3 separate regions of the Homo sapiens genome follow, and all the other regions are linked to region 3. A link is a contact called in ENCODE Hi-C or POLR2A ChIA-PET data. All regions are on one chromosome and are shown on one strand. Each heading gives the region's core, a stretch centred on a gene start or an enhancer-like site at or near the end of the contact. The rest is flanking DNA. Distances are from core to core; before and after follow the strand shown.

Region 1 (2,700 bases), core at 149-2,648, 140 kb after region 3:
CTTTTGCAAACCATGTTGAAAAAACAACTAGGTCTATTTTAAAGTAGACTTTTTATTGCCAAATATGCATAAACTTAAATCATGAAGGCTTGGGAATTGTTACTAGAAAATTACTTCTTTTAATGTCGAATTAAGAAAAAACTATCAGCATCGAGTTTATTTACTATCTTAACTGACATTATATTGCTATATAAACTTTAAACACTGAAGTTATTTTGGAACCCTTCAGCAGTTATATTAAGTCACACACTTCTGTATATTTGCTTACTTTCACGTTTTCAGAAATAACTGGTATCTTACTTTGCTGGTTTGGATAAGAGCTAATATCCTACATGAAATCGTTTTCTTAGGCAATGGTGGTGCCTACAGGGTATTCTAAACGTAAAGGTAAATTTAAGTCAATGAGTCTGTTAAAATTCAACTACCTATTGTGTCAAAGAGAGAAATATTGCTAACTACAAATTTACAGTGTGTTCATTTAGGATTTGACTAATCATTTTAATAGTAGAGCAGTTAATACAGCGATTTCACTTTTATCCTGTGGTGCTTCAAAGGCATCTAGTTTTTAAATGTAGTCCAGTTAAGGTGTATGTAGTAGAGGTTTTCATTTTAGACTTGCTCAATGTTAAATATAGAATGTTGAAAATATTATTTAATGGATTAGTTTATTGGTTTCTGCATTTGAAGAAATTTACATAAATTAGTTAGGGAGCAGTTGTACCTACTGCCAAATGGTTCACTCCTGAGTTTATTGTACAGTTACTCCCAGGTACTGAAATATAAGAAAAGAAAAATTTAAACCTTAGCTAAGAGCTCTGCCTGCATTTCTGTGGATCCACATTATGAAAAGGATAGAGGAACATTACCTGTGTATAGTAATGGTTTGAGGAGAGGGTAGGGAAACTATGCAAATAAAAAAATTGGGGTATAGGCAAATCCTTCAGTTAGATGTCTTTATTATCTGAGTTACTTTTAAAGCATTTACTGGATACACAACCAGTATTATCTTTTTACCATCCTATAAATTGTTCATAGAATTGCAACCTCATGGAGGAAAATCCATCTCCTTTACCTGCCTAAATTTATTCTTTGTCTTGATACTAGCATTAATAATTGGTTTGTTAGATACTACAGGCTAAAGAAACTCAGATTTCAAGAAGAAAGAAGATAATTACTCGATCATTTCTCCCCTCAAACACCTGTTTAAAATATATTGTCTTGAATAAAATTGTCACCTTGAACTTATTGTGTTCTTTGCCTTCTCCACTCCCCTGTCCTTAAAAAAAATAAAAAGAAGGGAAAGCCTTATAAGAAAAGGAAAATGTGCAATCCTGGTAGCCAATGAGTTAATGTTCATTTGCAGCCCGAGGGGTCAGCATGCAGCCTGTGTTTCCTGATTGGCTGCTAAAAGGTGAAATTGAAACCACTGTAAACTTTTGACCCTGTAGCAATTCTTGTGGAACGCCTTCCACTGGTGGAGCCCAGAGCTTTGCTCACTTCCCCACCCAACTCTCCCACCCTCTTTCCTGTATTTATTTTGTGTGATCCTGCAGCACTGCATGCAGTTTTTCCAAAGTGGCAGGGAGAGAGAGGCAGAACAAGCGCAAGCAAGCGGCTTGCTTGAATGCCTGTTTTGGTAACCATTGGATAAGAGCTAATATTCAACTCAGCCAAAGATATCAGGCCTTTTATACTAATCTGCCAACCAGATTTTTAAGTTTTCTCCTTAATCTAAAGCTAATTTAAAAAAATTTAGGCTAGTTTAGTTCCATTGTTCATCAGTGGATAGTATCGTTGTATAAGCAAAAATGTATGGCATAATTTCCTGGATGTCTTGAATTAAAAATAAGTTTTAAGTTTTAGCTACCTTTACCCCATTTATGTTTCCTGTATCCCTATGTAATTTTTACACAAATGGCCATTTCATAGAAGGTTTTTTGTCTTTTGCCTTTATTATGAAGAAACTCAAATGGCATTTTGGTTATGACAACTCTGGACATAATTGCAGAAATTGTACAATTAATGCCTCCCCCTTTGGCTGAGATAAATGGTTTTGGATTTGTCTTGCTTTCACATGTAAATAGTGTTGAACAGTTAACAACCCCATGAAAAAGGCAGGGTAGTTTTTCTCTATTCTTTCCTTATACTCTCATGGGACTCTGGTCTTTTTAATTCTTCCTTTTATCCATGGTGTCTAGCACAATGTGGCACATGGATGCTTAGCAGATGCTTACTGAATGAACATAGCTTTCATTTTAGGAACTTTAGGTCTGTTTATACCTGCTTCCCTTTTCCTAATTAATTGATGGCAGCAACTGTGATTTGCTTATTTCCAAGTGCCAGTGCAGTGCCTGATTCTAATAGATACACAGCAAGCATTTAATTGAAATCGAATTAAAATCTAACACAAGATCATTTCAAGAAGCAGGACTTTACAAAATCTAGGTTTTCAGAAGCCAAGGCGTCTGTTTTCACTGCGTTATTATGAATTTTCAGGCTGATTCCGTATAGAACTAAATGTTTAATTTATTAAATATGTAGAATACATTATAAGTCAGCTTGATTCTTTCTAGTATATATCACAAGATATGTGGTAATACCTGTCTTTATTTTACTAGACATGCATATGCTGTAATTTGAAATAATTCCTTGTCCCCCACTCCCTTATCAAGAAGATTATAGCATTTAAAAAAGATTGTT
Region 2 (2,700 bases), core at 55-2,554, 230 kb before region 3:
CCTGGGGAGTCATTTTGTAAACTCACCACGGTGTCACACACACACACAGGGCTAGTTGTGACTGGGGCAGTGTTGCCTGATGATTCACTGAACTGGCTTGGGAAGTAAGCAGACTGGTTTGAGTCCCGGCTCTGCAGTGACCTTTTGTGTGATCTTGAGCAAGTCACTTTTTTCTCTCTGAACCTCAGCTGCCTCACTGGGAGAATGGGCCTGTTACGAGGGCCTGCTCCATGTAGGGAGTTATTACAAAACCCGAAGGATTACAGCATGGAAAGCCTCAGCACAGAGCCCCACGTGGGGCAGGCCCACATCAGCGACACTTGGAGGAATATAGGTGACCTTTGCTTCTCTAGACTAAAGAAAATAAATAAGAATATAGATGGGGTCCTGATGTACCCTGATATGAAGGTGGCAGCTAAATGCTGACCTTTGGAAAACTCAACTCTGATTATCGCCACTCGACTGTATAGTTTAAAATGGACGGTCGGCCGGGCGCGGTGACTCATGCCTGTAATACTAACACTTTGGGAGGCCAAGGCAGGTGGATCGTTGAGGTCAGGAGTTTGAGACCAGCCAGGCCAACATGGTGAAACCCCGTCTCTACAAAAAATACAAAAATTAGCCAGAAATTGCTTGAACCCGGGAGGCGGAAGTTGCAGTGAGCCAAAATCGTGCCACTGCACTCCAGCCTGGGCAACAGAGTGAGACTCTGTCTCAAAATAAAATAAAATAATAAAATAGACAGGCACACTGGCTCACACTTATAATCCCAGCACTTTAGGAGGCCAAGGCGGGTGAGTCGCTTGAGCTCACGAGTTCAAGACCAGCCTGGGCAACATTGTGAAACCCCGTCTCTGCAAAAAAATTTAAAAATTAGTTGGGCATGGTGGCGTGTGCCTGTAGTCCCAGCTGCTCAGGAGGCTGAGGCGGGAGGATGGGGTGAGCCTGGGAGGCGGAAGTTGCTGTGAGCAGAGACGTCCCTATAGCACTCAAGCCTGGGCGACAGAGCAAGACCTTGTCTCAAAAAATAAATAAATAAAATAATTGGGCTCAGTCCCCTCGGAAAGAAACCCCCTTCAGGTTCTACTGAACGGTGAGCCCCTCAGAGAGGGCTCCCAATCACATCATCTCCCTACCCGCCTAGCTTTATTTACCTTCAGCGCATCTAGCCCGCCTGGGATTATATTACATGCATACAGGTATCAAATTGCTTCCCAGTGAGAGTGTCAGATCAATAAGGACAGAGACCGAACCTGTTTTGTTCACTACTGTGTCACTACTGAGGACTTGACTCATACAGAGAGCTCAGTGAACAGCTGTCTCCGGAATGAAGGGTTTTGGCCCACGTGCTCGCTGTCCCCAGTGGGCCAGATCTCTCCACAGGCTGCAGTTTTGCCTATGGCCACCAGATAGCGAGCTTGCTGGACTGCATGAAAAGGTCTGAGCCAGTTCCTGCCCCGGTCATTGCCAAAGGAAACCAGCAAGGAACTGGCAGCTTCTGCCAGGTTCACCAGACCTCACTGCATCTCCCTCTTCTTCTCCTCATTCTGAAAACACTCAACCCAGACTGGAACCTTCAAGCCCCTCCCCTCCTACCTGGCCTCTCACTGACCCACTGGTGTGGCCTGAGAAGTAAGCAGATTAGAGAGTGTTCTAATTAGGTGGAGTGGATTCTGTTATTTGCAACTAAAAACCTGACCCCTCCAAATGCATGTAACCCCTGAGTCTCAGTTTTCCAAGCTGCACAAAGAGTGGAATAACCACCCCACTGGGCAGCTAAGAGGAGCCTGGGGAGTCATTTTATAATGGTGCTCACTGCAGGGCCGTTTGCCGTGGCCAGAGTTTGGGGACAATCTCAATGTCCACCAGCTGGGGGCTGGCCACATGCATTATCCCGTGTCCACATAGCAGATATCACACCCCCTAAAAATGGATGGAGGTGCTCTTGAACTGCACTGATATGGATCAATACTCAAGGCTTCAGATTAAGTTTAAAAAAAAAAAACGGGGCAAGGGGACAGGGCAGAAGAGTGTGTATCAAATGCTATCATTTATGTAGAAAAAGGGGGCCGGGAGCAGTGGCTCATGCCTGTAATCCCAGCACTTTAGGACACCGAGGCGGGCAGATCACCTGAGGTCAGGAGTTCAAGACCAGCCTGGTCAACATGGTGAAACCCTGTCTCTACTAAAAATACAAAACTCAGCTGGGCATTGTGGCGGGTGCCCTTAATCCCAGCTACTCGGTAGGCTGAAGCAGAAAAATTGCTTGAATCCAGGAGGTGGATGTTGTAGTGAGCTGAGATTGCGCCACTGCACTCCAGCTTGGGCGACAGAGCGAGACTCCGTCTTAAAAAAGAAGAAAAGGAGCAGAGAAAAATGTCTCTGCATTTGTTTGTAAATGCAGACTCTCCCTGAGGACTATGTGGGAAGGGGGATTGGAGGGGACCGAGGTAGCAGGGAGGGAGAGGCTTTATACTATGGGCCCTTTCGTATCTTCAGATTTGAGTCATGTGGGCTGTTTTACCTGGTCAGATGAATGGTAAAACTAAAAGCAACCATTTCTCTATCCTCGAGTAAGCAAGCCACTTCCCTAGATGTCTTTGCTTCTAAGGGAGGTTGCGGCAGAGGCTGGATGGGGGTGCAGTGGGACACCTCAAGGTGGCCTCTGCATTTGAATGCTGCGCTGCTGGCTACTCGCTA
Region 3 (2,700 bases), core at 72-2,571:
AAAAAAAGAGGAAGAAGAGAAAGAGAAGAGGGAGTGAGGGGGAGAGAGAGTGAGGAAGGAAGGGAAGAAGGGAGGGAGGGAGGAAAGAGAAAAGGAAAGAAAGAAGGAAGAAAAAAGGAAGGAAGAGAGAAAAAGAGAAAAGGTTGGTGTCATAAATAGTGTAAATATACTTAATAAGCAAGTGAAATCAAAGGCTGAGTAGTACGTCATACTGATGTCTAGTATTTTAAAATTTAGGCTGGGCACGGTGGCTCACACCTGTAATCCCAGCACTTCAGGAGGCAGCGGCGGATGGATCACCTGAGGTCAGGAGTTCGAAACCAGCCTGGCCAACACGGTGAAACCCTGTCTCTGCTAAAAATACAAAAATTAGCCAGGTGTGGTGGCGTGCACCTGTAATCCCAGCTACTCCGGAGGTTGAGGTAGGAGAATCGCTTGAACCCGGGAGGCGGAGGTTGCAGTGAGCCAACATTGTGCCATTGCACTCCAGCCTGGGAGACAAGAGTGAGACTCAGTCTCAAAACAGAAAAAAAATAAAAAACATTTTTAAAAAAAAGGAAAAAGGAGAAAAATTTGGACACAGAGACATGGACATACAAGGGGAGAAGGCAGGTGAAGATGTAGGCAGAGCATGGAGTAATGCATCTACAAGCCAGGGAAAAACAAAAATTGCTGGCAACCTCTAGAAGGTACAGGTGGCAAGGAAGGAATCTTCCCTAGAGGTTTAGAAGGGAGTCCAGCCCCGCTGACACCTTGATTTTGAGCTTCTAGTCTCTGGAACTGTGAAAGAACATGTTTTGGTTGTTTAAAGCTACTAAGTTTTTGGTAATTTGTCATTGCAGCCCTACGATACAAATATATTCACAATAAAATAAATGAAAATTAAAATTATACTGACATGCCATTTTTAACCCGCCACTTAGACAAAGATCAAAAAGCCTGATAACAGACTAAGTTAGAAAATGTGTTGGGAAATTGATTGCTTTTATTTGCTGCTGGTGGGAGTGAATGTAAACTGATATAATCTCTAGAAATTACTTGACAATTTCTATCAAAATTACAAATGCACATATCTTTTGACCCAGCAATTCTGCTTCTAGGATTTTCTGACATTGGAGAAAGTTGCATACGTGGACAATTGCACATGGACACGTTATGTATCACAGCACTCTCTGTAACCACAGACATTTGGAATGAACACTAACTGTTCATTGTCAAGCGATGTTTGAGTACACTGAAGAACATCTATACTTGGAGTCAGCAAACTTTTTACATAATGGGCCAGAGAGTAAGTACTCTAGGTTTGCAGACCCAGAGGGCTCTGGTGCAATGACTCAACTCTGCAGTTGTAGCTCAAAAGTAGTCATACAGGCTGGGCACTGTGGATCACGTCTGTAATCTCAGCACTTTGGGAGGCTGAGGCGGGTGAATCACCTGAGGTCAGGAGTCCGAGACCAGCCTGGCCAACATAGTGAAACCTCGTCTCTACCAAAAATACAAAAATTAGCCGGTGTGGTACTGGACACCTGTAATCCCAGCTACTCGGAAGGCTGAGGCAGAAGAGTTGCTTCAACCTGGGAGGCAGAGGTTGCAGTGAGCTGAGATCGCACCATTGCACTCTAGCCTGGGCGACAGAGCGAGACTCCGTCTTAAAAAAAAAATGTAGTCATATATCATACATCATATATAAGTGAATGGGCATGGTTGTGTTCCAATAAAACTTTATTTACAAAAAACAGGCAATGGCCAGATTTGGCCCATGAGCCTGTTTGCTGATCCCTGATCTATTCAATGGAATATTATGAGCTGAAAAATTAGTGAGGTGGCTATGTTCTGCTCCACAGTGACTTCCAAGATTAAGTGAAGAAAGCAAGATTCAGAACAGTATGGATTTGTCAGAAAAAAATATATAAATTTATATAAAGAATTATTTGTATATTCACAGGCAATGTCTGGAAGTATCCATAAGAAAGTGGACCCATTACTTATTTCTGGGATAGGAAACTGGGTGGCTCAGTGTCTCAGTGGGGAAGATATTTTCCTTTGTGCTTTTTGAATTCTGAACCAAGCTGAAATTATTACCCATTCAGAAAACAAAATAAAAATGTGAAAAGGTAAGCAAATTTATTTCCCTACCACATACTTTTTCTTTGCAGGGCCAGTGAGCACAAATGGTTTTTAGTTCCGTTTTTGTTTGTTTGTTTGCTTTTAATAGAGATGACATCTCACTTTGTTGCTTGGGTTGGTTTCAAAAAGGCAAATTTTTCTTCTTTCTTTTCTTTTTTTTGGGATGGAGTCTCGATCTGTTACCCAGGCTGGAGTGCAGTGGCACCATCTTGGCTTACTGCAACCTCTGCCTCCCAGGTTCAAGCAATTCTCCTGCCTCAGCCTCCCGAGTAGCTGGGACTACAGGCATGCACCACCAAGCCCAGCTAATTTTTGTATTTTTAATAGAGACGGGGTTTCACCATGTTGGCCAGGCTGGTCTCGAACTCATGGCCCCAGGTGATCCTTCGGCCTCAGCCTCCCCAAATCCTGGGATTATAGGCATCAGCTATCACACCTGGCCGGGTTTTCACATTTTTGGATGGTTGAAAACAACCCCAAAAAGAATAATATTTTGAGAAGGGGGTGGGGGAAAAAAGAATATTTTGTGACAAAAGAAAATTATGTGAAATTCAAATTTCAGTGTCCACAAAT

Evidence for each region. Hi-C counts contacts between places; a loop is a spot of excess contacts on that map. ChIA-PET counts read pairs that join two places held with the same protein, here RNA polymerase II (POLR2A). Pooled maps may share reads with other maps.
Region 1: a pooled map shows a loop between it and region 3 (3-fold over the local background). The contact joins two enhancer-like sites. A Hi-C loop is called at or near these places in 5 of 50 pooled maps. POLR2A ChIA-PET finds 5 or more read pairs at or near these places in 5 of 52 experiments (BJ, OCI-LY7, PC-9 and 2 more).
Region 2: a pooled map shows a loop between it and region 3 (2.3-fold over the local background). The contact joins two enhancer-like sites. A Hi-C loop is called at or near these places in 3 of 50 pooled maps. POLR2A ChIA-PET finds 5 or more read pairs at or near these places in 4 of 52 experiments (AG04449, H1, T-cell and 1 more).

What each region holds. Positions count from the first base shown.
Region 1 is chr20:47,575,338-47,578,037 of GRCh38, forward strand. All of the region lies in intron 1 of NCOA3 (nuclear receptor coactivator 3), which reads left to right. Among named protein-coding and RNA genes, the nearest start is that of NCOA3, 75 kb to the left of the region's middle. Within about 2 kb of position 1,399, at least 25 of the 41 ENCODE cell types and tissues checked have a DNase peak (open chromatin) inside an H3K27ac peak, as active enhancers do; they include OCI-LY7 and PC-9, where a contact is called at or near this core.
Region 2 is chr20:47,204,452-47,207,151 of GRCh38, forward strand. No RefSeq gene overlaps it. Among named protein-coding and RNA genes, the nearest start is that of MIR3616, 39 kb to the left of the region's middle. RefSeq lists a silencer at 2,634-2,700. Within about 2 kb of position 1,305, at least 5 of the 41 ENCODE cell types and tissues checked have a DNase peak (open chromatin) inside an H3K27ac peak, as active enhancers do.
Region 3 is chr20:47,433,015-47,435,714 of GRCh38, forward strand. No RefSeq gene overlaps it. Among named protein-coding and RNA genes, the nearest start is that of LINC01754, 22 kb to the left of the region's middle. Within about 2 kb of position 1,322, at least 4 of the 41 ENCODE cell types and tissues checked have a DNase peak (open chromatin) inside an H3K27ac peak, as active enhancers do; they include OCI-LY7 and PC-9, where a contact is called at or near this core.